Regions from separate parts of the Homo sapiens genome. Here region 1 is linked to region 2. The links are chromatin loops, found by intact Hi-C in ENCODE. Cell type or tissue: prostate gland. All regions are shown on one strand. Each heading gives the region's core, and the rest is flanking DNA. Links, peaks and the distances in the headings are about the cores only. Region 1 holds the start of LINC02044 (long intergenic non-protein coding RNA 2044). Region 2 holds the start of LOC124909409 (a long non-coding RNA gene).

Evidence for each region. Peaks named below come from ENCODE experiments on the same cell type or tissue, not always from the same donor. Only the 100,000 strongest peaks of a DNase experiment are listed, where the experiment ranks them.
Region 1: a loop joins it to region 2, with 2.0 times the contacts of the local background. A loop is called at or near these places in 3 of 110 quality-filtered maps.

What each region holds. Positions count from the first base shown.
Region 1 is chr3:113,159,527-113,174,979 of GRCh38, reverse strand. NEPRO-AS1 (NEPRO antisense RNA 1) reads right to left here. Exons shown (of 3, transcript NR_186663.1): 2 at 12,961-13,046. It overlaps LINC02044 (long intergenic non-protein coding RNA 2044), which reads left to right and starts at 7,249. Exons shown (of 4, transcript NR_110823.1): 1 at 7,249-7,379; 2 at 9,774-9,853. In prostate gland, for the core only: no CTCF peak of the experiment used is centred there; DNase peaks (open chromatin) are centred at 7,669 and 8,139; H3K27ac peaks cover 1,803 bases.
Region 2 is chr3:113,256,234-113,271,686 of GRCh38, reverse strand. It overlaps BOC (BOC cell adhesion associated, oncogene regulated), which reads right to left. Exons shown (of 20, transcript NM_001378074.1): 5 at 3,242-3,388; 6 at 743-886. It overlaps LOC124909409 (a long non-coding RNA gene), which reads left to right and starts at 3,388. Exons shown (of 2, transcript XR_007096006.1): 1 at 3,388-5,595; 2 at 8,184-11,922. RefSeq lists an enhancer at 6,019-6,637. In prostate gland, for the core only: no CTCF peak of the experiment used is centred there; DNase peaks (open chromatin) are centred at 7,246, 8,486 and 9,446; H3K27ac peaks cover 673 bases.

The DNA.
Region 1 (15,453 bases), core at 3,185-11,184, 95 kb after region 2:
TATTCAGATGTCAGGTAACCAAAGACAGAAATTCTTCAACATGCAAGGCACGCAATTCTTAAGGATGGCCTCTAAAGGGAAATTACACAATTCAAATCCAAGTGCTTCATATTTCTGTGAGAAATGTTTCCTGGCTGGTTCTGTCACGCATTCGGAGGTAGAGTCAGCATAGATGAGAGATTTCAGCTATAGAAAGGAGAAAAAAGTATTCTTTCTCTAGCAGTTGGGGAAACCTTGCTTATTTCTGAATCACTGAACAAACATTTTTAAAGGATCTACCAATATAAAATAATACTATTTCTATAACAGTTGTTTTCAGATAACTGGATTCTTGACTACTACTCCCTTCTTTTCCCTTCCCCTTCTTCTCATCCTCTTTATCTCCTTCAAAGTGATCGAGCTCCAACCCTAAAGACTAGGGATGTTTAAAAGTACCTTTGATTACACTGAAGAACAGGAAGCTGTTCCAGCATCCTCTGTGATAGAAGCTTGGGCTCTGGAGTCAGCCAGGCCTAGTGATGCCAGCTCTGCAGCTAATTAGCTCTGGGACCTTGGGCAAGGTATCAGAATTTTTTATCTCCAGTCTAGAAATTAAAGTAGTTACCTCACAGAGTGAGGATTAAATGATACTGTATGTTAACTGCTTAGCATATTTAGCATTACAATGATCAATGAATGATGGCTATTTTTTATTAATGCCATTGCCTAATCTAACAAGAACTTGTCTAGAAACCTTATCCATCTGGAACTCAGTCAAAAACTAGACAGGAAATCAAAAGAACAAAGGTGTCTGAGCAGCTAAAACTAGTGCCTGTGAGTTAAAACAAAGATACTTTTTTTGGCCGGGTGCAGTGGCTCACGCCTATAATCCCAGCACTTTGGGAGGCCGAGGATGGTGGATCACTTTAAGTCAGAGTTCAAGACCAGCCTGGCCAACATGATGAAACCCCCTCTCTACTAAAAATACAAAAATTAGCCATGCGTGGTGGTGCACACCTGTAATCCCAGCTATTCAGGAGACTGAGGCATGAGAATCGCTTGAACCCGGGAGGCGGAGGTTAGAGTGAGCTGAGATTGCGCCACTGCATTCTAGCCTGTGCAACAGAGTGAGACTCCATCTCAAACAAACAAACAAACAAACACAAAACACTTTATTGACCATATGTGATCCTTATTTGGAGCCTATATAATATGGTATATAGAACTAGATCAAACTCACAGCAGGTGAAGAGGCAGCAAATTAAATAGGGAAGCACCCTGAGAGCATTAATGAGTGAGAGCTGAGTTCTGATGATTGGTAACCAGCACTACAAAAATAAGGGTGTTTAGAATAGGACAATTTATTGAATGTCCACCGGGTGATGAATACCCAGTTTGAGTGTATTGGGCATATTGTTTAATTTAATCCTCACAACAATCCTCTGCAGTATGTATTTTTAATCCCTGATATTATAAAGGTAGATACAGAGTTTAAGAAATGTTTCACAGAGTTTAAGAAATGCGTCCCAAAGCTGGGAAGGGGATTTGACCTCAGAGTCAGCCTGGATTTAAAGCCTCCATATTTCTGTTGCTGCATAGTCTCTCCTATATGGCTTTACATAGATCTCCCCTCCTTCTTCTCTTCCCCTCCCTTCCCTTCCTTTCCCTTCCCTTCCCTGCCCTGCCCCGGCCTGCTCTGGCCTACCTTGCCTTGCTCTCCCCTCCCCTCCCCTCCCCTCCCCTCCCTTCTCCTCCCCTCTCCTTCCTTCCTTCCTTCCTTCCCCTACTTACCTACTTGATAACTGAAACAGAAAATTTTAACTTTTTATTTTGAATAATTTTAGATTCATGAGAGGCTGCAGAAATAATTCCTATATACCCTTCTACAGCTTTCCCTAATTATACAATCTTACATAAGTAAAGTTTATTATCAAGGTGAGGAAATTAACATTGGTATAGTGCTATTAACTAGACTACAGCCCTTATTTGGATCACCAGTTTCTGCATGCACTCACTTCTCATGGAACTTATAGTCTAGTATTTCTCTTATTATAGCAGAGTTTGTAATGAGCAGTCCTCAAGTGAAATTCACCTTTAAGAAGTTAAGAAAAATATATATAACTTTGGGAGAGATTTTATTCCAAATTATTGAAATAAAAAAGTTTTGTCACTTAACAAGATAAACCCTTTGTTATCTGGAACATTTATCTCCTCAAAATAATGAATATTCCAAAGCATTCTAGATGGCCAGAGGGGATAGTGTATGATTTCTTTTCAGAAAATGATGAGATTGAACTCAAGATGGATTAAAGTCTAAAGGTAAAACCCAAAATATTAAAACCCTGGAAGACAACCTAGGCAATAACATCCTGGACATAAGAATTAGCAAGATTTCATGACAAAGACACCAAAAGCAGTCACGACAAAAGTAAAAATTAACAAATGGGTTATAATTAAACTTAAGAGCTTCTGCGCAGCAAAGGAAACTATGAAGAGAGTAAACAGACAACCTACAGAACGGGAGAAAATATTTGCAAACTACACATCCGACAAAGGTCTAATATACAGCATCTATAAGAAACTTAAACAAATTTACAAGAGAAAAACAACCCCATTGAAAATGTGGGCAAGGACATGAACAGACACTTTCCAAAAGAAGACATACATGCAGCCAAGAAGCATACGAATAAAAAGCTCTATATCACTGATCATTAGAGAAATGCAAATCAAAACCGCAATGAGATACCATCTCATACCAGTCAGGATGGCTATTATTAAAAAGTCAAAAAAAAAAAAAAAAAAAACAGATGCTGTCGAGGTTGCTGAGAAAAGGGAACAGGTATACACTGTTGGTGGGAGTGTAAATTAGTTCAATCATTGTGGAGAGCAGTAAGGCGATTCCTCAAAGAGCTAAAAGCAGAACTACCATTTGACTCAGCAATCCTGTTACTGGGTATATACCCAGAGGACCATAAATCATTCTATAATAAAGACACATGCACAGGAATGTTCATTGCAGCACTATTTACAATAGCAAATACATGGAATCAACCTAAATGCCCATCAATGACAGATTACATAAAGAAAATGTGGTACATATACTTCATAGAATACTACGCAGCCATAAAAAAGAACAAGATCATGTCTTTTGCAGGAACGTGGATGGAGCTGGAGGCTATTATCCTTAGCAAACTAACACAGGAACAGATGTATGTTCTGTTCAAACTTACAAGTGGGAGCTAAATTATGAGAACTCATAAACACAAAGAAGGGAACAATAGACACTCAGGTCTACTTGAGGGTAGAGGATGGGAGAGGGAGAGGAGCAGATAAAAATAATTATTGGATATTGGGCTTAATACCTGGGTAATGAAATAATCTGTATAACGAACCCCTGTAACGTGAGTTTACCTATAACAACAAACCTTCACATGTATCCCCAAACCTTAAATAAAAGTTAAAAAAAGAAAATGATGAGATTGTCCAAATGCTTAGTGATATGAAAATCTCATAAGGAATCTGGTCCACTGGACATAATGGCTCACACCTGTAATCCTAGCAACTCCGAAGGCTGAGGTAGGAGGATTGCTTGAGCCCAAAAATTCAAGACCAGCCTGGATAACATCATGAGGTCCCCATCTCTAAAATAAAATTTAAAAAAACAAAAAACAAAAAACACAAAACAAAATAGTCAATTATGGTGGCACAGGCCTGTAGTCCCAGGTACTTGGGAGGCTCAGATGGGAGCATCACTTTAGCCCAGGAGTTTGAGGCTGCAGTGATTCATGATCGCATCACTGCACTCTAGCCGAGGTGACAGAGCAAGATTCTATCTCAAAAAAAAAAAAAAAAAAAAAAAAGGGAGAATCTGGTCCATGCTCAAGGTGTCCACGTTTAGCCGTGGAGGGGGTGTCCCACCACATTGTTCTTCACTTTCCCGAACGCATCAGGATGCCATATTACACAGTGTGGGTGGAATATTTGTAAGTTTGGCTATCTTCTCAATTCATTCCATGTGTGCCATAGAATTTAAGTGCTATAGTCAGGCGTTTCTGAATACAGTTTTCCATATGTAGATTTACCACTACCCACTGAAGCACACACATCTGATCCAGTTTATTGGGGTGTGAGATTACTTTTTTCTTTCATTTTGAACATATTTACAGTGATTAGAAATTAGACAGAGAGATGTGCTAGTTCTGATGTAGGCGAACTCAGGCCGGAGAGCCAGTTGTCTCTGCTGGTCTCTGATGGGCACACCCGCCAGAACTTAACCTCCTCGTGAAGGGCTTTCATAATCTCTCATCCCATTCTGCTTTTCTTTTTGCTGCTGGTATATGAACTTTCCAGGCAGCCATTTTTTTCCTCCTAAAATGTACCAAGAAAGGCCTCCCTCTTCCCATTTAACAGGGTTATCCCACCAGACTTAGTAGGTAGGCTCCGAAGACCCCGTTATCTTCACATTCAACTGCCTTTCTCCTTTTGCACTCTCCATTTTTGCTGTATCCTCACCATCCTCTGGGACGCTGAGACTTGAAACTTGAATGGGTCCTTAATGTTGCCTTTTCTTTTGCCCCTCACGTCTGCTCAGGGTTGAGTGCTGTCTGTCCCATCTCTTCCTCATGTCTCCTTCTGTCCTGTTGTTTCCTTTGGCACTCTCTTGAATCTAGGGCAGACAGGAGGGAAGCTGGTCATTCTTTGCCAGACTGCGAACTGTGAGGCTGGGGACTGAAATGTTCTCCACCACTGTGGCTCTGAGACAATGGCTGTGTCACGCTTGACAGGCCCTCAGTGAAGTTCTACTGAATGGTTAACTCGGATGCTGAGTATCATGACTGGGGACTCACTGTCCAGGCAGAGCTCTGCTCGTCTCAGGCTGAGCTCCAAGGCAGCAGAGGAGGGAGGACAGTGGGGAGGCCTGGGGAAGGTGGGCCTCCTTGCACTGCCACTTCCTACCACTTGCTTAAGCCACTGCTCCCTGCCCTGCAGCTGCCTCTTGTTCTCCTCTTACCTCAAACCTCATATCCATACCTTGGAAGAGGTGAGCCTATTGTCTGGGACTAGGAAGTCATGGATCCAGACTTCCTGTTACTTATCTCAGCAACGTGCAGTCACTTCCCATTCAACAATCACGCATTGAGCTTAGGCACACTGCAATTCTTCTTCCATCAGAATCTCTTACCTTCTCTATTGCTCACTTGCTCTGGACTCATTGTGTTCATATAGGATAGTTCTATACAAACATTATGTATGTGTGTATGTGTGCATATCAGGATTGCTTTGAAACTCACCCACTCCACCCATTACACAATTTCACCTACGCGTGAATCAACTCAGAGACCAAAGTGGTGGCTCTCAGTTTTCAGGGACAATTTCAGACAGGGCCTTAACAGACAGTATGGGACATCCCACATTTCCTGCCTCGTGCCTCACCCTGAGATCAATCAGATCATTGCAAGTCTATTTCACAGAATGAAATACTTGAGCTGCATTGTGGTAGATTTTCATTGCCAGGTACTTCTTTTGAACTTCAAAAGTTGTCTCTAACACCCTGGAATTTATGTCTTATCTGCTTAAGAAGATAATCAGGCCACAGTCACACACTTTGCAGAAATACACATTGAACATGCATCTGGGGTATTTGTAAAATATGCTTGGGAGCCTGCAGACAGATGAAGTTTTGTCACTGTCAGGTATTAAAGGGTCACAGAATCAAATCAAGTGCAGAAGCCTGAACCTGCCATGCCTGAGACTTCCATCTGCGATTCACTGGAGAGATGAGGGATATGAGCTTGTGCTGTGCTGGTGCTGAACCCCTCAAGCCCTGTGAAATTAGAATGCTGGAAAGGCCCTCACGTCTCTTTGTTTTAAAAGCCGTGTGTTTTTGGAAAAGCACAACTTTCTGTTTTTTTCCTGAAAGCAAGATTTTTAAATTTCCAAATTATGCTCATAAAGTTTCTCAGATGTCAAACAGGTTTTCATAATAATTATTTTTGATGATTTAAGGGTAAGTAAATAAAAAGCATATGGATTAAATGTCCCTTAAAATATGCATGTTTTAATATTATGGGGTATGGGGGTAGTGCTTGACGAAAGCACTTTGCATTTCACACAGCCCTGATGTTTGAAAAATAGGGCATTTGATGAGTTCTAAACAAGACCAGGTTCTCCTATCTTTGGCAGAACTCTGTGAGCCAGTTTTCTGTCTTTCCAAGAGAAACGGTCTGCCCAATCCTGGGGAACAACAGCCCCCACCCCTGCAAGTAAAGCTTGGCAAACGTGAGCCGTCGTTCTCAGTTGAGAAAACAGGAGTGAAGTAATGGCCACAGCCCGCAGTTACCCCTCTGGAGTGGCCTGATTTATAACTGCCTTGGGAGCCTCACGGTATTACATCGCTTGATTTTGTACACACATAATGTCTTAGCCTTCCCACCCCACAATGTGTTAGGTGGTATTAAAGGTTTTCCACTGGGGCATATAAAATCTTGGCTTTTATCCAAGCCAAAATCCAGCCACCCCTTGAGCATTATAATTGAAGTCTAAATAGAACTTGGCATCATTCTAGGGTCTCTCAATCAATCAACTAACATTAAATGCCTGCTAGAGCAAGCCCTTACTATGATGGGGAGTGAGAGGAAGGGAGAAAAAAGGACATTAAAAAAAGTTCAGAAACACAGAAGACAAAGTCCCAGTTTCAAGCAACTAATGATCTGCTTGAGGGGCTAAGATAAGACACAGGGGAAATGATGAAATGCCACCAGGCAGGTATGGATAAGGGAGGCTGGACTGGGAAGGCTCTCTGAAATAGGAGTAACTTTTGATGGGCCTTAGGGATTGAGCTGGTTCATTCACTTGTGAAAATTCACTTGTGAAATATTTACTGAACACCTACTATATGCAACATACTGGGCTAGTACTGAGGATACAAAGGAGAGCCAGACAGGCCTGGTCCTTGCCTTTGGGCAGCTTGCCTCTGAGTTGGGAAGATAGGCATCAAACAGCTAATTATATCATTCAACCTTCCTTATAATTGTGAGTGCTCCAAAGAAGAAGATCAGGGTACTTGACCAAAGTTAAATGTCTTAAATTTTCCTAGACCCTTAAAGTGTGCTTCACCAATCAGCTTGATATAAAGGCAGAATCTCAGGCACCTCTCCAGTCCTAGTCAATCAGAATCTGCATTTTTAGCTCAATGCCAGGTGATTCTTTTGTACATTAAATTTTTAGAAACAGTACCAAGATAGAATTTTGCAAGACAGCAGAGGACTCCCGGATCACACATGTGTTAGAATATCTGGATTAAATGAATCAGACACCCCTTTTCCTGGATGATATTTATACACCTGAATTGTGTGTTAAGGAGCCTGTGTTGCTTGCGTAGATGCTGAAGAGTGGCCGAGGTAAGTTAACATGCCTCTCAACTTTGCATTATCCATTTGTATCTTATTTTCAGTTATATGTCTACTGGGTCAGGATCCTTTCACGCTCCAAAAGTAGGAGATCTATTCTGTTTGGCATCAATATTTCCCTGTGCCTCCCTCCCTACACTCTCAGTGCTGGCTAATGCTTTCCAGATGAGGTGTGAGCTGCTGCTAATTGTACCCGGATCAGTCTTGATTTGTGTTTCAGTCAGCAAGGCACCTCACTAATGGGTCTGAAACTTGGCAGCAGGCCTGGGACCAGTGTCAAAGGAAACAGATCCGAAAGGCACACCGAGAATGGCAAGGAGACAGGGAGTCGACAGAGAAAGATTTGCAGGATGAAAGGAGGGGGAGGAATCAAAGGGACAGGAGAAAACAGGAGAGCCTTTGGGGAAAAAGCAACAGAGAAACAGACCTGGGAAAGCCGGGGCTGTGGAGGAAAGGGGAGAGGGGCAAACAAAGGAAAAGGCCGGGAGGCAAAGGGAAAAGGAGCAATGCATCTGTATCTCTGAGAGGAGGAAAAAGAGAAGGCAAGATGATCAGGCTGTGTTTTGTGATGTGATCCTGAACGCTGATAATGCCTGTGGTTGCTCACAGAGAAATCCTATGTGGGGAGTGTCAGTCCCATTCCCATCTGCAGGCAGAAATCTGATGCCTCTCGCCTTTTCTCTCTGGCCTCCAGCTTTCCGATGGCTTGGCAGGGAACGCTGAACTCTGACAGCAGCCAGTGAGTGAAGGCTCAAGTTCTAAGCCTGACAGAGTTAAGGGACTCAGACACACCTTGGCTTTATGAGCTGAGGCCCGAGGCAGGGCCTCTGCTGGCTTGAGCTCCTGGAGCCAGCCTTCCTGGAATCGAGCTGGAAAGAGGCCTTCTTAGGGGAAGCTGAGAACTGAGGCCCAAGGCCTTTCTGAATTGGACACATTCACTGTACTTATTTTTTTTAATCTCCTCTATAAGAGGGGGGAAATCCACTTGCCAATATGAATTCCAAATTGTTTAAGTAGGGGAGAACCCATATATGCATGCAAATTTGTGCAGGCAAGCAGAGAGTGAAAGAAACAGGGAAACAGACTGAGGTTACCAGTGGACGGGCTAAACATTGCCTAGGACAATAGCAAAGCAGTGGCACTACCTACCCAGGCTCCCAGCAAGAAACAAATAAGCAAGCTTTGGTTTTGGAGGAAAAGTTGACACCTCAACAAATAACATTAATGTTCAAGCAAAAACTTGTACACAAATGTTTATGGTAGCACTATTCGTAATAGCCAAAAGATGAAAAAAACTCAGATGACCATCAACTGATAAATGGATAAACAAAATGTGGCATACACATATAGTAGAATATTATTTGGCCATAAAAAGGAATGAAGTACTAATACAGGCAATGATAGAGATGAATCTTGAGAGCATTATTCTAAGTGAAAGAGGCCAAACACAAAATGCCACATATTGTATGATTCTATTCATATGAAGTACTCAGAAATGGCAAATCCCCATAGTGACAGTACACAGCTCAGTTGTTGCCAGTGGGTCGGGGGAGGGAGGAATGGGGAGTGATTGCTTAATGTGCACGGGGTTTCCCTTTGGAGCAATGAAAAAGTTCTGGAACTAGATAGTGATGGTTTTGTCACATTGTGAATGTACTCAATGCCCCTGAATTTTACAGCTTAAAACGGTAAATTTCACTCTCTGTGTATTTTACCACAATAAAAACATTTTTTAAAAAGGATTGAAATAATCATTATTGTGAATATCTGAAAAAAATGTGGTCTATCCTAAACTTGATTTATAATTAAATACTGCTTTTATTTGTATTCATATTCAGAGAGTCGTTATAATATTGTAATGTCTCCAACTGTTTTAATATGACCCTGAAGGGGAATGAGAATAAGAAGTTCTAAATAAGAAAGGAAAAAAAGCGATGGAAATAGTAGGGGAAAAGACAAAGAAAGTCAGCTATCTATAGGGTAGGAAATCAGAGTAGGGATGACCTGCTAAAGAAAGGTGGCCAGATGAAGTGGGAGCAAATTAGCTTATGGTGCTTTGCCTAGGGGAGAAAGAAACTTCAGACACAAAGAAAGAGAATAAGGCAAGTCTCTGAGTGGGCCAAACAGCATGGAAAGGAAACTAGAATAAACTGAAAGAGGTCTTCAAAACAAAATAACAAAAAAAGACCAAAAAAACCCAAAAAACAAAAAACAAAAAAAACCCTCCAATTCTTCTTTTATTTCCTGTGAGATGAGTTCTTAAAGCTTATCTTAAATGCCATAGATCTGGGGCTAGGATCTGTGGGTGGGAGTAAGATATTTCCTCTCTGCAAGATGGGGGCCATTCTCCACCAGTAACGGGTCTCACTGCCCTGTTGTCTCCAGCCTGGGAAGTGATGAAGCAGAGGACAGAAGAGCCCCAGTCAGGGATGCAGTGGAGAGCTGTGCATTAAGCTGGCAGTTGGGTAAGATCATTTCTGAAATCTTTTCCAATCCTGTGTTTCTGTGTGTAAATGATTCTAAGCCATGTGCAGGTGCCTGAAAAAAGCGGGGCGTCGGTCAGTGGTTCAGGAGATCAATGTATGAATGTTTACTACATACATGTGCTCTAATTCAAAGGGGATTTGTTGGAATCACATACTGGCCCTTCCCTGTAGAGTGGCTGATGGGAAGACTGAGGTTGAGACTGTAAGTTTCTGACATTATATCCAGTTGTTTGGAATGTAAGAATTTTTAAAAATGTTTTAAATTTGAAAATATATATTAAAAAGATGAAATTAAAATCACTCATATTCTTATCACTTTCATGAGTCTATGCATATTTGCCTATGCTTAGAACACACGCACAAGCACGCACACACACATGATCATATGAACATGCTGTTTTTTTTTTTTTTTACTTTAAGTTCTGGGATACATGTGCAGAACGTGCATGTTTGTTACATAGGTATACATGTGCCTTGGTGGTTTGCTGCACCTAACAACCCATCATCTAGGTTTTAAGCTCCGCATGCATTAGGTATTTGTCCTAATGCTCTTCCTCCCCTTGCCCCCCACCCCTCTACAGGCCCAGTTGTGTGATGTTCCCCTCCTTGTGTCCATGTGTTCTCATTGTTCAACTCCCACTTATGAGTGAGAACATGTGGTGTTTGGTTTTCTGTCCCTGTGTTAGTTTGCTGAGAATGATGGCTTCTGCTTCATCCATATCCCTGCAAAGGACATGATCTCATTCTTTTTTATGGCTGCATAGTATTCCATGGTGTATATATGGCACATTTTCTTTATCCAGTCTATCATTGATGGGCATTTGGGTTGGCTCCAAGTCTTTGCTATTGTAAATAGTGCTGCAGTAAACATACGTGTGCTTGTGTCTTTATAGTAGAATGATTTATAATCCTTTGGGTATATACCCAGTAATGGGATTGCTGGGTCAAATGGTATTTCTGGTTCTAGAACCTCGAGGAATCACCAAACTGTCTTCCACAGTGGTTGAAGTAATTTACACTTCCACCAACAATGTAAAAGCATTCTTGTTTCTGCACAGCCTCGCCTAGGCTATTTCATTTGAACAACTTTCTGGTTATTAAATAGTCTTTAACAACACTATGACTTTGGTGTGTGTGTGTTTAAGAAATTTATGATAAAAACAAAACATACAAACAACAGAACTGCCTGTATTTTTTAAGGCTTCAAGGTGATTTCTGTGAAATAAATCAGCTTCTGGGGTCTGGGTTCCTCCTGTGGGCATGTCTGCTAGTGCATTTGAATCTTATGAGAAGTTTTCCAGACTGAACCTATGAATGCTTTAGACAAATCTTGTTCTTTAACCGTATGGAGAGTTGGGGGGGATGTCTCACTTCCTATGTGAGGAAGAAACTTGGGAAGATCTGCCGTTAGTTTGTCCCAGGTGGAAGAAAATGGTCATAGCAGGTCTCCTTTTAGGTTCTGTTAAGCAGAGGCCTGGTCTATGAGATGTTGAGAGGAAGAATTCAGAGATGAGGAAATAGAAGCAGTTTCCTGAATGTTCTATCAGCAGCCACTTACTGGTTCATATGGTACAACTCAAGTAGGGGCGAACACAGCCCCTACCTACAAGGTCACAGTTGTAGCCACCAGCATAGAGATGAGGAAGGCTTTGCTCAAGTGGCCTGAGATTTGCAGCGTTTGTTTATGTCTTTTGCCCAGAACTGCACAGTTGGTGGTTGAAAGGGCACAACTGTTTTCCCTGTAATTGGGAGCGTGGGGGGCACAGTCTGTTCACAGGTTAGGAGGTCAGTCCAGCACTGGAAAATCACACAAGGCATTAGAGTGGCTTCCAGGCCCTCTAATAATCTGATGAGCGTGTGATCTTCCAGTGGCCTCTCATCTCAGAATAAATTCCTAAATCCTTACTACGTTCTGCAAGACCCTATGTGACCTACATCGTGCATCTGCTTGCCCCAACCTCTGTGACCTTATCTCCTATGATGCCACCCTCACTCACTATTTCCAGCCACAGGGGTCTCCCTGTGGCACCTCACACACCCAGCACACTCCTGCCTCTGGCATTATTGTTATCTTAGCCTTGGAAGCGCTTCCCCTCAATGTTTGCACAACTCACTCCCTCACTTCATTCCAGTTCTGCTCAAATGTCACATCATTACCACCAAGTCATTCTTAGACCACCCTATCTAAAATAGCATCCTCCCTCCATCATTTAATTATCTAGCTAGCCTCTTCCCTGGCTTGATTAGCAATGATTGCCACTGTTACACACATATATATCTTGTTTATCATCTTATTATAAATGTAATACATCTTGTTTATCATCTGTCTCTCACACTAGAATATGGATACTCTGAGAGCAAGGACTTTGTCTTGTTCACTGCTATACCCCTGGCACCTTAACAGTATCTGGCACATAAGGTTCAGTGAACAGTGGTTAAACGAATGAATGGCCATTCTTTCCTTTCCTGCTGGCTGATTAACTTTACCTTTCAGTCTAAAACTTAGAGTAGGGATGTCCTGCTAAAGAAAGGTGGCCAGATGAAGTGGGAGCAAATAAGCCATTTCTCGTATGGCCCTTGGTCTCTTCTTGCGCTCAAGCCTCAAGTTGCCACCATGGTTTCAGGTAGAAACTGTCTTCAAACCATCTGAATCTTAACTCAGAGGACATCAGAGGGATCTATCTGTACAATTTCCCCTAGATATAAGTTACCCATTCAGACACAGCCTCCTGCTCAGCTTTCCTGAGTCTCCCAACTTCCAAAACCTTCCTCTATCCTTCAGCCCCCATTTCTAACTCTACATCAAGATTCTATGTCCGTGATACAGTCCATGACTTGACGTGATCTGTCCTCCTGGCACTCAAATTTATTCTGATCTCTGTGGCTACCCCTCAGTCTATTCTTCCGGACCTCTCGTATCTCCACCATCCACCTGCGTAGAGCCTAAGCCCTGAGAGATCTAATGATTGAGGATAATATCCTTAGAGTGACCTACCACATATTCCCATATCTCCACCATCCACCTGCCTAGAACCTAAGCCCAGAGAGATCTAATGATTGAGGATAATATCCTTAGAGTGGCTTACCACATGTGATTCCATGTTAGTAGAGCTTCTGAGCCACTCCTCTCAGTTTAGAATTTTGTGTAGGCAGAACATTGTCTCAAGATGCCCTAAAAAGTAAAATCAAAGGACAAATCTTTAAAGCCTGAGTGGTGCTCCTTGGCAGAAAGCCGAGATGCTCTGTAACAATGTGTGGGTTCATAAGTGGCCAGCTTTTCTGCTCTTCTGATGCTGTAAGAACACCAGAGGCTGTCGCTTCTGAAAACTTAGAAGCTGACATCATCAGAATTGCTGTTCCTGACTGGTGGGTTCTTTCTGATCTCTAGGACGGCAGCTTTTCCCACGTCAGGTAGTTGCCTGGGACACTGGCCTCATCTGAAGGAGGACTCTGGGCCCCATGAGGCTGGGGGGCTAAGGCTGGGGAAGAGAGGAGGACAGAAGAGGCAGGATGGCTGTAACTAGTTATAATTGCCTCCCTACACACATGTCTAAGCTTGGTGCCCACTCAAACACTGCTCAGTCAAGGAGTATACATGTTGACTGAGTGACTCTCCCTCCCCTTTCTCACTGCACTACACTGGGAGATTTTTTTAAAAGCTATAATGAATTTTGCTATATCTCCCATGTCATAATTAGTACCTATGAGGGCAAACAATAACAATGACATGATGGAGACAGGCAGCACCTAGCTGTCTAGCAGAAGACACAATGCTATGCTATGCAGAGGTGAAAAAATTAAAATATTCATGCACACATGTCATTAAAGCATTTTAGCATTCTCGTTTCACATACACCTGACCTGTGGCACTTTGGGCATGTTCATTTGCCTACTGCAGACAAATAGCTGGGGTGTATAGCAGAATAAGGCCAAGTGCTCTTGCATGGTGACACAACTGGGAAGGAAAAGGATTTGAATCCAGATTCTTACTGCCACACACCTCCCTCTCCCCACAACATCAGCATTGATACCTGATCATTTGCTAACTTGCAATCATATAAGAAAAACAAATGTTGATTGACATTCAAGATAATGTATAATTAGAAGATATCAAAGAACATCTCTCCTATCAGAAGGTCTTTCTAAGTATAAAACAAAACCTAGAAATCAGAATGAAAAGATGAATAAATTTGACTAAATATAAAAGAAACATCTCTGCAAGGTAAAAATCCTTGGTGGCCTGTAATCTCAGCAGTTTGTGAGGTTGAGGCAGGAGGATAGCTTGAGCCCAGGAGTTCAAGACTAGCCTGGCCAACATAGGAAGACACTATCTCTAAAAAATAAATAAATAAATAAGAAAGAAAGAAGAAAAGAAGAAAAAAGAATAGCTAGATGTGGTGTCATGTGCCTGTAGTCCCAGTTACTGGGAGGCTAAGGAGGGAGAATTGCTTGAGCCCAGGAGTTTGAGGCTGCAGTGAGCTATGATTATGCCACTGCACTCCAGCCTGGATGACAGAAGACCTTGTTTCTAAAAAAGAAAAAAAAAAAAAAATCCAGAGTAAAAGACACATGATACACTGATACACTAGGGAAAAAAATGTGAATCATGGCATCTTGTATCACAGACAAATGATTAATTTTCCTAATAAATAAAAAACTGAAAAATATCGATTTAAAGAGCCCTACCAACCCAATAGAAGAAAGAATAAATATTAATAAAGATTTAACAGAAAAGAATATACTAATAACTATGAAATGTGTGAAAGATGAACAGTCTCATTCACAACAAAATAAACTAATTAAAAATATATTGACAAACCATTTTTCACCGATTAAATTGGCAAAGTCAAAAAGCTTGACAAACTGTGTTGGTGAAGGCTTAGGGAAATAGGCACCCCCATATACTGTAAGTGGGACTGTAAAATAGTATATGTTAAGAAAGAAAATATAGCAAAATTTATTATAATTACAAATGAACAAAGCATTTGGCTCTCTTCTAGGGATTTATCTTAAAATACACTCTCATCTGTTAAATGATGCATGAATGATGAAATTCATTGCAGTGTTATTTTAAATAATAAAAGACTGGCAACAACTTAAGTGTCCATCAATAGGTGACTAGTTAAATTATGATACATTTATACAAGAAAACATTTTTCAGCTTAAAACAGAATGAGAATTCTTTTTATGTACTGACAGAAAGATTTTAAAAATATATTAAGTGAAAAAAAGCAAAGTACAAAATAGTGCATAGAGTATGCCATCTTTTGCAGGACAAAGTGGGGAAATAGTGATATGCATTTACTTGTATATATAAAATAGCTCTGCAAGGATACACAAAAAACTAGCAGTGTTAGTTGTCTTGAGCAAAAGAGTGGCTGAGAGACAGATGTGAAGGAGCTATTTTTACCTATTTTCTTTCAAACTTTCTAAGTTTTAAACAGGTCAATGTATTACTTCAAAAAAAATAGGCAACTTATTTTTGTCTTTGAGAAGTATCAATCTAATCATCAACCTCAAAAACTAAAATCTTGAATAAAGATGTCAACGAATTCGTGCAGCAAATAAGCTTTAACAAA
Region 2 (15,453 bases), core at 4,449-12,448:
CAGGTTTTCTAAAACCTGAAATTTATACAGTTTCGGAGGCCCCAAAAAGAATGGAAAATGATACATACAAAGTTAGGGCCTTGTGAGGCTTCTGTCAGTGAGTGAAAGACGATGGAAGTTTAACTTCATTAGCTTCACAGTGATTCCATCTCTGGTGCCAACTCTAAGCCTAACTCCGTGTAAGATGTCACTCCTTTGAATTGGCAGGGATCCAGGCAAGCGCACAGAAAGGTAGCTGCTGTTTTCCTGTGCATTGAGAGCATGTGGGCCTCCCGGAAGCTCACCAGAGGGTGGTGCAGGGCACACCTCATCAGTGCAGAGAGTGCAGGCCCAGGGACCTCATATAGGGCAGAACAGCAGCCTGGAGGCCTCCCACGTGGCCATCTGTTCTAGGCACATGCTGTGTCCGCTGCTGAGCTTGAGACAAGACCCACCGTCCTGTCCCAGCACACACATTCTGACCCATCCCAATCGCAAAGTAACCGTGAAGGAAACCTCCCATCAGGCAGGTGTGGCAGCAGGCAGTCGCCTGGTGCTGTGTGCTGTGAGATGCTGGCCCTGAGGCCGGCCAGAGGGGAGAGAATCCCTGGCTGAGAACCCCTGGCTGTCCCCCTGGCCAAAGCCAGTGCACACAGAACTGGAGCTTGGATGTGGCACCTCCAGGTATCTACCTCCCTTTCCATCTTTGTGAGCCCTTCCATCAGTGATCCCCCATCCCCCAGCAGGTGGGCCCGGGCCTTACGGCGCACACGTAGCCTGTCGCTGGAGCCGGAGGTTTTCACTTCCTGGGTCACTGGGTTGTAGGCTGCACACTTGTACATGCCCTCGTCCTCCTGGCTGGCATTCACAATCTGGAGGTTCCCTGAGGGCATGATCAGGTAGTTACCTGTGGAAAGGGCAGGGCCAGGGGAAGATGGGATGGGTCCAGAATACTTCACTCTGCAGCTTCCACAAAGGAGAGGTGCACGGAGGGAGAGGAACAGGCTGGGCAGGCACTAGGAGCTGATGTCCACCTGAGTCCCCACAAGACAAAGCCTAAGATGCCGTTCTCCCCATAAAACCTTGCAACAAGCAGGACAGAGTGCCAGAGAGAAAAGGTAACTAACCAACCAGCTAACAGACTGGCTGACTGACTAACTGCCACAACTTAGTGCATAGGTCAATAGAAGAGCATTTTATACTTTAAAGGGAGCTAAGGGAGGCTAGAAAGGAAGCAGGATTTGGAATCAGCCATGGTCTCACACTCTGGGTCTGCTGGGTATTAGCTGTGTGATCTTGGGCAAGTTAATTAATCTCTCTGATACAGTTTCCTCATTTGTAAAAAGGCTTAATGTATGCTGCCTCAGGGCTATTGTAAGGATTGAGAGGCCCAGGCTGCACACATGAGAGATGAGATCATTCCTGCAAGCCTCCAGGAAGGAGGAAATTGATTTTGGAGCTTCCCATCATTCTCCCTTCCCAAATGATGAGCAAATCTTCCCACCAGTCATAGCCATCACTCGGAATCGCCTCATTATTGCATTTCTGCTACTTGGAGAGGAATATTCTGACTTTCAACCACTGTCCTCCCCATGAATGCCACTGAAATCCTTTCTTCCACATCAGGGGCCTGTTAGGCTCTGTCTGCTCCTGGTCCACAGGTGCCCTGGGATGGTGCCTCACGGGTGTTCAGATTCTGTAGCTAGGAGGCAGAGTCACAGCTCCTGGACACCCCAGCAACTCGGGTGGCATTTGGCTTCCTGGCAGGTAAAGCTATGGCCATCAGTGCTGAGCTTTGCCCTGGTGGCCCCTCCTGAGAGCCGTGCTGTTGCCAAGCCTGGTGCCTGCCTGCTGCTGGGCCACCCAGGTATGAGCTGCTTATTAGCAAGTGCCAGATGGAGTGGGAGAAACCCTTGGCCCTGGTGGGACAGGCAGGCCTCTCCCAGAGGCTGCTGCCAACCTTCTGCTGGGGACAGCAGGGATTAATGCTCTTCTTCCCCTAGTCTCCAGTTAGTTCTGAGTGGTTGGATTAGGTGTTTTACCTTTTTGAAAACAGTTTTCTGTATTCTCTAAGTTTTCTATAATGAACATATGTTCCTTTCATAACCAGAAAGAGTTGATAAAAACTCTTAAAATCTATAGAATATTTTTAAAGGTATATATATATATTTTTTTTCTTGAGACAGAGTCTCACTCTGTCACTCAGGCTAGAGTGCAGTGGCATGATCTTGGCTCACTACAACCTTAGCCTCCTGGACTCAAGCAGTTAAAAGGTGTACATTTTGAGCTGTGGAGTCAGGTCAAGTAAGGTCTACTTGGCCTTGAGTATGGGGTCAGTTGTGAAAAGAAGCTGTCTTTGACTTCGGGGACAACCCCTTCCCCTCTGGCATTCTGTGGACCAAGTCTTGGCTTCCCTAGACCTGCTGCCGTGTCTGTCCACTGTGGCTTGAGCATGGAGCTGTGACAGCTGAGATAACTGCATTTACTATGCAAACGGGGAGAGGGAAAAATGAAGTCCACTATAAAGATTGCTCTGCTGCATGGGGAAGAGCTCCACCTCCTGCCAAGGAACCCTGGGGCTCCATGAATGGGCTTATTAGGCAGCCTTCCTGTGTGTGCCTGGAGGCACAGAGCTTCCCCAGGCAGCATGCAGAACCATGTGCTGAGAGCCTGGATGGAACAGCAGCATCTCAGTAATATCTTCTGGAGCCTGAAAGGATAAAGAAATTCCTCATGCTAAGACAGAGGACTTCCATAATGGAAGCCACCTGCTTTGGGACCCTACAGGACCAAATATCAAGAAAGAACACATGACCAAGCATGGTGGCTCAAGCCTGTAATTTCAGCCAAAGCGGGAAGATTGCTTGAGCTCAGGAGTTCTAGACCAGCCTGGGCAACATAGCAAGACTGTCTCTGTAACAAATAAAATTAAAGTTAGCCAAGCATGGTGGCGTGTGCCTGTAGTCCTAGCTACTCAGATGGTTGAGGAAGGAGGATCTCTTGAGCCTTGGTGATGGAGGCTGCAGTGAGCTCTGATTGTGCCACTGCACTCCAGCTTGGGTGACAGAACAAGATCCTGTCTCTTAAAAGGAAAAAAAGGGGAGGAGGACAGCTGGCTAGCATGAGGACAGGGCTGCTGGCATGTTGAGGGGGGTTTGGGAGACAGCAGCAGCTGCCCTAGCTTTGTTGAGCAGCGAGCGGTTGGAGGAGGCCAGCTTCCCTTCTGGCCTCAGCCTTGGCCTCTGGGCTCCTGCCCACTCACCTCTGGAGGCCTCCAGCCACTCTTGTTTGACGCTGTACCGGACCTGGGCTTTGGGGTGGCTCTCAGGCAGGTGGCAGGCAATGACTGCTGTGTTTCCCTCATCCACTTCAATCACGTGCTGCACATCTAACTTGAAGTCCTGGAGATCTGTGAAGAGAAGGGAAGGTGCTGGTTGGAGGACAGCAGAGCAAAAGTGTGACATTTCAGGGTGGGCTTGTGCCTTGGTGTTGTCAGTCATGACAAAGCTCACACCTAGGGGGATATCAGGGGATCCTCCGAGTTCTTCCTCCAGCCCCTTGTTGTCTACAGGAGTTTGTAAGAATGTGGGGCCCTCATCACTGATGGGGTTCACTTTGTATATACAAGCTGGGGAAAGGTGCAGAGAGAATCCCATCAAGGGGTGCCTCTGGCTCAGACCATCTGTTACACTGAGATGTGGGGGCAAGTTGGCTCTGCTTACACCCCAGAAATGGGGGGGGGTCAAAGTACAAATGTCCTAGCAGAGCTGTCAGCAGGCTCAACTAATGGAGATGGAAGGGAACGATACAAGAGAATGCTCATGTCTTTTCTCCAAGTTGATTGAGAACAGCCTTCGGAGGCTGAGGCAGGAGAATGGCATGAACCCAGGAGGCAGAGCTTGCAGTGAGCCGAGATCGCGCCACTGCACGCTGGCCTGGGCGAAAAGAGCGAGACTATGTCTCAAAAAAAAAGAACAGCCTTCCCAGGTTCTCCTTAGGCATCCACGATGACAAGTAACAGGCCTGAGATTCCACTTGGTTGCCGGCCATGGTTATAACCAGAAGGCTGATTCTTGCTGCTCAGGAGCCACACCCCACTTCACGGAGGATCCTTCCTTGGGGCTGGGGGCAGGACTCTGGATACCCTAAGGGTTTTCTAAGACAAAGAGGAATCTGCCAGGACAACAGGCAGCACCCTAGGGTGGCTTAATGGCAGTGGACTATGGAGGAGCCAGGGTCCTAACATGAGACTGTGGTCTCTGGCAGCCCCATAGCCATCTCTCCTGGCTTGGCACCATGGGATCTAAACTGGGAGAGCATGGAGATTCATCTAGAATAAAAGCAGAATGTTTCCCAAACAATGCAAGAGTCCAAACAACAAATCTCTCTTTGTATGAGACAAATCACTCATGTTGCTGAGTAAAACAGGGACCACTTGCACAACAAAACTGCATGCATTCCAAGCTGGAAATCTGGTTTTCAGGATTATAGCTGAATTTAAGAGGAGAAATAAAACTAATGGAGTATAAGACAGATGGAAATATTTTACCCAGACACTCTCTTCTTAAAGGTACTCAGAAAGCCCTGAAGGCACCTTCTCCGAATACTGGCCACACCAAATTCTGCTCAGCTCCCGGGACTGACAGCATTGGGACTGACTGCAATTTCACTGCAAGACTGCACCTGCCTCTGCTGTTGTTTCCAGTGGAGACCCAGAGAGGGCTGGAATCAGGTTTCTCACAGAAGACAAGAGATAATGACCAAAAACAAACTGGTGTCACCCTAGGAGTGCCTGGTGATTAAGGTACTCAGTGAGGTCAGGAGGCTTCCCACGTAATGGAACTTCCCAGCAACTCTTAGTCAATTCAAGCCAACACAGGGGAGGAAGCCCTGTTGTTTCTGTGAAAGGATTGATGTCCCTTTGATTACAATATTAGACTATGAACTCTTTAGGGGCGTGGACCGAGTTTTGTTCCTGTCTGTGTCCCCTGAACCTAACCCAGGTCCTGGCCCAAGTACACACTTGGCAAGTGTTGAATGAATAAATGAATGAATGTTAATGAATGAACGAATGAATATCTTGGAAGCTGAGCCCCACGAGTTAGGTACAAGATGCCCATTATGCTGCCTAGAAACTCATAGTTGAACTCATAAATTCATAGTTGAAGTTGGTCTACATTTTGAACAAACAGACAAGAGCCTAGCATAACAAATGTTCTGTGAACATTATATCTAAGTGTGGCCAATGGAAGCTATTTTGCAAATACAATGTTTCTTGAGACGTTATGTGGGATCTGAAGAAAGAAGTGAAATGGGTCTAATAAATGTGCTGTAAGAAATACATGCTATTCAAGGAGTGATGTGTTAAAAACAGTGACAGGATGGATATTCCATTCTCCATGATGTGCTTATTTCACACTGCATGCCTGTATCAAAACATCTCATGTACCTGATAAATATACACACATACTATGTACCCACACACACACACAAAACTTAACAAAAAACAGAGATTGGCTGTCTGATTCCTTTCTATTGCCCCATTTCACTTTCCAGGCTGAACAAGCATGATGCCTGCGGGTCAAGGCGAGATCTCTCATAGATTCCTTCCTGTGGGTAAGTGTAGGGCCTCCTGGGCTTTTAAATAATGATTTCAAAATTATTTAATGTTTTGTGTGTGATATCTGAGCCTAACTAAACGATAAATTCCTGGTGAGAAGCCTATTAATTTTTCACTCTTCACCCCAACCCCAAGTTCTATTGCATAGTACTGAGGATACAGCAAATGCTTTCTAAATCCTTGCTAAATAAATACAGTTTGGAAGGCTGAGCCCAAGGCCAGCTTGATGGGTGTGCAACCTGCCTCTGCACTTGATGGGGTAACACCCAGTTTAATGCTCTGCTTTCATCATCTGAAAATTCTTAATAATGCTTCAACAAGGGACCCTACATTTTCATTTTGCATTTGGTCCCACAAATTATTTAGCCCAGTCCTGGCTGAGCCTCTCAGCCAAGATAGCTAATGAGTTTTCTCTCAGAGAAGAGGAAGGTTTGGACTATGGGAAAGGAATTGCTTGAGCTCAACATGTTCTAGCTAAACATCGGTAACTTTGTTTTCTGAAAGCAATTCACTTAAAAAATGCAAAGGCCTTAATCCTCCTTCAGGCCAGTGCGCCCTGTACCTGCCAAGTCAGGAGGCTCCCCACAAAGCGAGCTGTGAATGATTGTGAGCTGTGAGTGATTGTGAGCTCAGGGGCATCTGGAAAATTCCTCAGGCGCTGTGAAGCACTCTCCTCCATGGTCGAATAAGTCCCAAACTACTCCACCAAGAGGTTTCTTTTTTTTTTTTCCTCCTCCTTTTCTTCACCTCATTCCAAGGAAATTTGCCTTAAGCAAAGAATATACTTAAAGCTAGCAGATCATTTTGCAAGAAAGATGTAAGGAACTGAAAGGAGTTTGGCACCAGGATGCCATCTCCATCTTCATGGCCCCAGGCTCCTGCCCATTGTAATTGAGGGCTTATCCAGGCACGGAGGGAGCATGCACTCTGCCAGGCACCCACCTCAGCAACCCAGTGGTAGAAAACACTGTCTCTTTTAATCCCCTCTTGGCTCCTGCTGCACCCTCTGACAGCTGCTCAGTTGGAGACAGAAGGCTGTGCAGTGGGGGAGCATGAAGCTGGGCACTGGTCAGCCATGCGGCCAGACAGCCCCTCTGTTCTGATGCCAACATGTGCACAACAGCCTGTGCAGGCAGGACCGAGGGCACCCCAGCTGGACATCCAGCTCCCCACAAGGGGCGACTGGCAGGCGAGCCTTCCTGGCTTCAAAACAAATAAGCAGCAGTTCGGTCCTTGGCCCTGTCCCTCCTACCCTCTATCCCCCCTCCCCCCGTGCCTCCTAAGCTTAAGCCTTAGCTTAAACACTCCCAATTTGGCTGCTTGAGTAAAACTTGAGTTTCACTAAGGGATCAAAGGCAGAATAATGAAGTGATGAATGATCTGAAAATCAGAGGACCCCTTTCTCTAGTGTTTTTGGACAGGAAGGGGGCCAGGGAGGGGTGGGGAGTTCATGATCAATAAGAGCCTAACCAGCCATCAGATGGGGCAGATGCAGAGAGGAGCTCTAGCTGGCGCATATGAAGGAAACCAGCCTGTTCCCAGGCCCCTTTGTCTGCAAAGCTGGTTTCCTGGCCGAGTCCCTAGGCTGCTCAGTGTGCTTCACTGGAAATAAGGGACAGGCCCTTCAATTACAAATAGGGTTAGCAGGCCTCCGCTGCAGAAAGATGGATCAGGTTTCATGGGGAAATGGTTTGACAGGACACCTGCCCTTGCCTGTTGGCTGGTGTGTTTGAGAAATCCATTAGAGGAATGTTTTTGCAGCTTTAATCCTCTTACCTTCCCTCCCCTCGCACCCTTCTTTTGCATCCTCTCTTTGTGCATTTTCCAGCTACTTCATTAACTTGTCCGCATTAATCAAACGCTAGTAGACCCACTTTTGTTTCTCAGCTCCCAACAGGTCAGAAGTCCTGGTCTTTGGGGCCATCTCTGAGTTTACTGACCTTATTTACTTGTCACAGAGCTTTGTGATTTCTGAGAAAGCCCATGATATTTTAGGCTCCATATAGAACCCGGCCCAGTTCCTTCCTTCTGGGAGCTCAGTTTCCAAAGGGAATACGTACACTCTGATACATCACTTCTGTAGGCTGTCTGAACACAGAGGCTACAGGGATGTGTTCAGACACACATCATGTGATGTACTCTGTGTTCTCTTCACATTCAAAGGGCACATCAGGCACAGACCCTTTTGGCTATGGGAAAAACAGAAAGCAAATTAGACTGTCAAAGGTACATAGATGTGGCTGCCATCAGCAGATCACATGTGAAACCGCAAATTGGCACATTTTATCTTGAATGTCTCTTGAATTTCTTTCTCACCACCTTCTAGTCTCTATCTTTCCTTTATTAATAAAAGGCTTGGCAGAGCTATGAATTAAATTACAGTATTTGGTGTATGTTCATGCATTCTCATAACACAAATTGTCAAATATTAATTGTAAGCTTATCCCCCAATTTTCATGGACTTTACGTGTCCAACTACAGGATGTGTTGGGTCTCAGTTAAATGCCCCAGGTGTAATCCATAAACCTATCAATCACTTCCAAGGGAGTTATTCATTCAATCTTCTCCTGCATTCTCCTTTAAGCTGCAAATTGAAGTTCGATTCTGTTTGAAGTAAGAAGAGAAGTAAGACGCCACCATCCGCTGGATGCTTCATGGAGTTACCAATATCCCCATATCCATGAGCTCTGCTGAATGCTTAAAGAAACTTTGGCCTTTTACCCCTGCAGGTACTTCTCATGCACAGTCCTGTCCTACCCTCCTGCCTGTTCCTGGGGATCACAGGACAAGCCTGCATTCCTCTACAGAGGTCTGGATGGGATCCATTAGGTCACGGGGCACCGCATGGGGCTCATGTGGCAATGCTGCCAGGATGACTTAGCAGCCTCAGGGCCACTGGCAGGTTTCTGGACTGATGGATAATTCTATTCCCCAACTGTCACAACCTCCAAGCCTCAACTTGTCCCTGTGGCAGCTTGCTGCATCTGTGGCTAATGCTACAAGGCACAAAGGATTCTGCTCTACTGGAGCACTACTCAGTGGCATGCTGATCCTTTGGTCCTTCCCTGCACCTCAGTCCCTTTTTGAGAGACACCCGAGGTGCAGGAGAAGTAAAGTCACTAAGAGTTTTCTCTGGTTGAGCTTCTGGCTCATGGCTATCAGACAGACTTGGCTGTAGAGTCTGAGAAGACAAAGGGTCCCTGACACTCCTCACTATGTTGCCCCTGGACAATATGGGGGCTCTCCTGTGTCCCAAACTGCTTCATTGATGGACAAAAAGTCCCAACACAATTCTCAACCCCCAAGTCACTTGAGGGACCATAGCTTGGCATGACCCCAAGGTTATTCCTCTGAAATAAAATGATCTGCAAGTGAAACGCCATGGCAGTTTTCTGCTGAGGATGTGGGACAACTACAGAAACAGAAGGCTGGAGCCTCATTGTGCTCTCATGAGGTCAGAAAGCCTGGCACCTGGTGAGTGGTTGGGGTTTACTGTGGGCTGGGCAGGCATCTCAGAAGCCATGCATTTGGGGTAGTGACTAAGTATTTTAGCCCTGGCACATAGACCCCCTGCAGCCCACAAAGCGGGACAAAACCAGCATTTGGTAAAATACCATCCCTCTGGTCATCATTGAGTCATTCATTTAGCAAGCCAGGTGCTGCAGAATTGTCTATTATGCCAAGCACTGCAGAAAATACAAAGAAGAAAAGACATAGCTCCTAACCACAGGGAGCTTTCAATCACATAGACAAGGCAGGACACAATAATTCACAAGCGTGGTGTTCTCCAGCGTAGTCCTCACCACCTCCACCAGCACTCCAGCCTAAGTCAACACTGTAATCTACAGAGACACTTAGAAACACAGTTGGCAGAGTGAGTACTGCTCCTCCCTTTGCAGGCAGGGAGACTGGATAAATATGTTTGCTGTCTTTGGGATTTTTTTCTGCCTGTCCAATTGCACAAATAATTTTGGCTCCCAAGCTCTCTCCTGACAACCATGGAAACATGACATGAAATTTCTCAAACACACTTTCTGATGAAAGCAAGGCATGCTCTTTTTTATTTAAAGAAAACAGTTTCCATGGGGAGGAAGAAGAAGAATTAAAAAAAAAAACAAACCTTTGTAGATGCCAAGCACATTAGTTGTTAAATCTTGTTTCTTTCTTTTCCTTTCAGTTGAGGTGGGATTTACACCCAGATTTGAGCAGTGGAAGAAAGCTGGGATTGGGGAAGAGATGAAAGAGACTGGGGGATGAGGGCTGAAAATCAAAGTCAAGACAGGAGAGAGAAATCTGGGGGTGGGCAGGAGGGGAAAGCAGGCCAGAAGGGAGGAGTGGGAGAGGAAGAAGGAGAGAGACTAAAAAGAACCTATTTTGCAATGTCATTAAATGATTTGCAATGAATTGGCCTGAGGCTTCAGGAATTTCTTGGCTTGAACCAATTAAAAATACTTCATTTTTAAAAAAGACATAAGAGAACGAGAAATGCGATTAATCCTCAAAGACAAGTCAAGGATGGAGCCATGTCTCCACTGGGTCTGGCAGCCAGATGAACACAGATGTCTGGTCTGTAGACCATCTCATCTACCCGACTTCAGGGCCGCTCTGAGGTAGGGCTGGTTAGCAGAACTGGGGAGTTTCTTTTGGACTAGATGAAGGAATGAAATAGTTAGAAAAAAAATATACTGAAGAAAGAGCAGAAGGAAAAAAAGATTTACTTGCCAGCAACCCACATCACACATATTTCTCTGATCAACCAAATACAAACTATAAACTTAGCAGTGGGAAAATTAATGTGAGTCCTGGTGGTCTGGACTCATCAGAGCCAGAGCTGGATCCTGGCACAGGCTTTGGAAGGGCTGGCAGCCTGTGCAAGAAGAGAGGGAGGAGAGAAAGCGGAGGCTGAGGAGCTGAGAGAAAGAATGGGGATGAGCACTTTGGTGTGGCTGTGATGAACAGAACTCCAGGTGGGAGAGACGGGGCAGTGGGGCCTGCTTTTTCTTCCCACACACCTGGAAACTGCATACTCCCATCAGCCTCGGTGGCACCAATCCCATCCACCCACTCCAAAATGCCCCTTGAGGTATATGTGAGGACAGTGGTCCCCAACCTTTTTGGCATCAGGGACGGGTTTCATGGAAGACAATTTTTCCATGGACCATGGGTGGGGAGACTGGGGGGGATGGTTTTGGGATAAAACTGTTCCACCTCAAATCAATAGACATTAGTTAGATTCTCATAAGGGGCGCACAACCTCCTAAATCCCTCGCATGCACAGTTCACAGTAGGGTTCACCCTCTAATGGTGAACCCTATTCTATTGAATGGTGAAAACCTGTTCTGTTCTGTTCTGTTCTGTTCTGTTCTTTCTGTTCTGTTCTGTTCTGTTCTGTTCTGTTCTGTTCTGTTCTGTTCTGTTCTATTCTATTCTAATAGAATCTAATGCCACTGCTGATCTGACAGGAGGTGGTGTTCAGATGGTAATGCTTGCTGGTCCACCGCTCACCTCCTGCTGTGTGACCCTGTTCCTAACAGGCCATGCACCACCATGGAACGGTACTGGTCTGCTGCCTGGGGGTTGGGGACCCCTGTGTTAGGTCATGGAGCCAAATTCACTGGCATCTCCCTGAGGTTCCAGAATTTCCTCCAAACATCTCAGTTTCTTTCCAATGTTGTTTTATGCTTCTGACATTCATCAATTTTTCTAAGTCTTTCTTGAATCCATTTGTATCTTCAACCTCTTTGTATCCTGAGTCCCTGCTTTATCCTTTCTTATATACTTCTTGAAAACTTTAAATATATCAGAATTTGAAAAGGAAATTCAGAAATTGTTAATTTACCCTGTGTATGCCCTTTTTCATCTTCTAGACCTCAAACATGTTTTATCTGGGAGTCTTCCTCTTTCATGACATTCACAGAAGGCCTATGGTGTGCCAGGCCCCGTGGACAGCACTGTGGACACAGATGCATAATAACAGTTCCTACCCTCCAGATAGAGAGGCAAGAAAGGGCTGTGGAAGCAAACCCAAGGTACTAAGGAAGCCGGGAAGAGAACCTACTCTAGACTTGGAAGTTGAAGGGGTCAAGAAACATTCCTAGAGAAGATACCTGAGTCTTGAAAACTGAGAAGGAATTAGTAACCCAACAGAGGTGGGAACTTTCTGAGGACGGAGATGGAGAGGAAGATGCTGCCAGCTGAGGGACCACCATTCTGAAAGCTAGGAGAAAGTGCGCGATGGAAAGTGGGCCTGAGGGAAAGGCTGTAAGCACCTCACTATTAATCACAATTCTCCCTATAGGAAAATAAATGCTGTTTCTACTTCAGCAAGTTTTTTTCCTTTTGTTTACATTTTTTCTCATTATGAAGTGATCATCCTTTAATTTGGATGTGAACACTACGTCTATTTGCAGGACAGACTCACTGTTCTATAGAGCTCAAGATTATTACCAGACTCCAAAAATGGCTGAAAGTCTAAAAACAAAGTCAAAGTAGAAATTGCTCAACTTTTCCACACACACACGAGAAACAGGGGATGCTGAGGTGTGAAGCTGTTTTTAAAAAATGAGGGAACCAAGGACTCATTTGCTCTCTTGGTTTTCTTTTTTGTTCTAAAGAAAGCATCTTGCACCATGCTCCTTAAAGGAGTCCAGTGATTTCAAGCCGGCAAATCAATCTTTCCCTTGGCTTCTGGTGCAAAAGGCTCCTCAAACTGTGTTTTGGCTCACTGAATCAACATACTACACAGCCCTTCCCTTTTCTCTTAGCTTAGAAAATGAACCCAGTATTGTATTTAAGCATTTGGCTGTGAGTGCAAAGAATGAATTGAGGACAAGGGTGGAGTGGGTTAAGAGTCCTTAAGGGTGTCCTTGGTAGAAGATGCACTATGAACCTGAGGTCTGTTTGGTAAATAGTGACCTCTGATAAATATAGAATGGGACTCCTGGCTGTTTGGGGCAGACATTTGCTGCCAAGATGCTCTGAGCAGAACTTACACCACGGATCTGTCTGGGTACTTGCACCAGGGCTAATAGGACTAGTGTAGCCAATGCCATTTGAAGATTTCACCAGAATATCAGGGATAATTCTAGTGAGCTATTAATTTCTGCCTGCATCCAGTAGAAAACAGAAAGCGTTGATGTAACTTTGTCCTAAAGCTATAAGGTATTCCTTATTCATTTCCTATTAAGATGCTCAAGTTGCTCAGGCACCTTTTAGATCTCAGCCATCTTTCAATAATTTTCTTGCCCAAGTGTCAAAGTAAAATACACATAACTTATGGTATGGAACAACTAAATTTCAAGCTGGCTCTCCTTTTCCAACTCCATTCCCCTGTGTGGAGCTGTCTCTGTCTCTCCCAGCCAAAGCAGGCTCACACTCTGCCCCAGCTGCAAATCTCCTTCCCCTCCTGGGGCAGCTTAGGAAGCCACCTGTGTTTTCTTTCCCTACAACCCTTCTCACTGCCATCCCTTCATCCCAAAGCAAAAAGCTTGTACAGGATTCCCTGATGCCCAAGCCAACACATAAATGTTTTTCCAATTTGGAGCGAATGGCTCCTCCTGTTTTGTCAGGGAGTCACTGGCTAACTGAACCAGACGGGGGCGGAAGTGGGGAGTACTGGAAAAAACACTCTAAGTTTCTTTCTTAATCAGAAAATGTTCATACCCAAAGAGAAAAGAGATGAGAAACAGTTAAGAAATGGGGTGAGCGGGGAACAGGATGGAGAGAGAGAGACAATCACCTGGTGGCTAGATTAAGAATTCGATTGAGCTCACCATGGAAATATCTCACTATGGAAATAAAACTTTCTATGGCAGTATCGGTGCCATCCGAGAAACTGAACTGGGCCTAGGTCTGAATACACAATGTTAAGAGCTGAATTTGGTTTTTAAAGGTCTGAGAAAGGTATGTGAGGACTCAGAAATTAAAAATCAAGGTTGTCTTGTACACATTCTTCAAGGCTCAACTGCTGAGTCTTCCGCAATCCCCTGAAATGGAAATGAATCCTTGCTAGCCTCCGAGCTCCCATTAAAATCTGTTCACATTTCTGGCGGGCAACTCATGGGGCTGGCTTGCTTTATGACTAATGTGTTAACAAAGTCCACCTTCTCCATTAGACTGAGAGATGTTCAATGGCCAGGACCAGATCTTACTGTGCTCTGTTAGAAATTCTAAATGTTCCCAATTCTTAGGGCACCAACCTCCAAAACATCCAAATATAGGAGTCAGCACTGGAGAATGAGTGCTTTGCTGTTTTTCAAGTGGGACTCATGAATTTTGGTCTTGCCTTATTTAATAGAAGCCTTTAGAAATAGAATGCATTAAGTTGTAAGGTATTGAGGACAAAATTAAATTAAAGAGGTAGATTGTTAATTGTAGTAAGAAAATATATTCTGGGAAGAAAATTATAATGACTGTTGGAAATGAAAGATAAATTATTTTATTAATTGAGTTCTTGCTTGCTTGTTTCTTCTCTCATCCTCTCCACCCCTACACTTCACAGAGGAGTTGAGAAAAAAAAATCTTGAGAAAAAATCAAGACATAGGTTTTATATATATATTTAAAAATCAAGACTAGGGGAAAATTAGGAAAGGATAGTCTTAATAAGATAGCCCAAATTAAACCACAATTTTGCTCTGAGACACCTGTGGCCAAAGAGAATCCAAACAATATGCCTCTGCCAAGGTGAGAGGACTTCATGAAGCTGTTTCTGCAACCAGTGAATGCATCTCTGGTAGGGGCTGGGGCAACAGGGTCTCTGTGTCTGCATCTTCCAATGGTCAGCTCCACCCAAGGTTGAAATCCAAAGCATCCAGAGGTTTGAATGGAGCTCATGGCTCCATAAAGGTTAAGGAATAACCATTGTCCTGGCAGCGTGGAAACATCTCCGTCTAAAGGTGCCATTAATGATTCTGGGAGCTGGACTTAGGGAGAATCTAATTTCTTCACATTGTCTCCAAAGAGACATATTCCAAAAGAACTCCAGGCAGGTGGTGTATTTCAGGTGGACAGTAGGGGACTGTGATGGTTAATTTCATGTGTCAACTTTGCTAGACAATCTTTTACTTTGAGAAAATAATTACCCTCCCTAGTGGGGATAGGCCTCATTTGATCATTGAGGGTATTAATAGCAAAGACATGTTTTCCAGAGAAGAACACAACACAGAAAATATGCCTGAGTTTCCTGCTTTTACCCTAAGACTGCAATATCAATTCTTACCTGAATCTACAGCCTGCATGAGCTAACTCTTTAAAATAAATCTTTGTATAATATATAATTATACATATACAAAATTAAATATATTATACATATATATATACACACACACACACATATATGTATTATTGGTTCTGCTTCTCTGGAGAACCCTAATACAGAGATAAAGGAAGCTAGAAATATTTTAAGAAAGAAATCGCTACAATGGTCCTTAATGGACTATGGACTATTCTAGTTCACAGTCAGAACCTAGGTGACCTTAGTGAAGTGTGTGATGGGAATTAGCGGTTAGGGGAGCTGAGCAAAGAGACATAGCTTCTGTTTGTAAGATTCACCATGCTGAAGGCCAGGGTCAGCCCAGCCTGTCAGTGCAAAACAACAGCTGTCTGTATACGGCAGCAGTTGAGTGGGCAGCAGTGAACCCACAGGAGCATCAGTGAGCAGCTCTGCGGGCTACACTGACAATGCACCATGACACCGTGGCTGCTCCTGAAGGCGGCTGGGGTGGGAATCTGAGTTAGAGAGCACATGTATATAAGGAACTAAGAAAGTCACAGGAATGGGTTAGTTCTCTCTTTATAAGAAGCCAGCCCTCTATTGGTTCTGGTTATGACTGGAAGCTCTGCCACCCTCTGGACT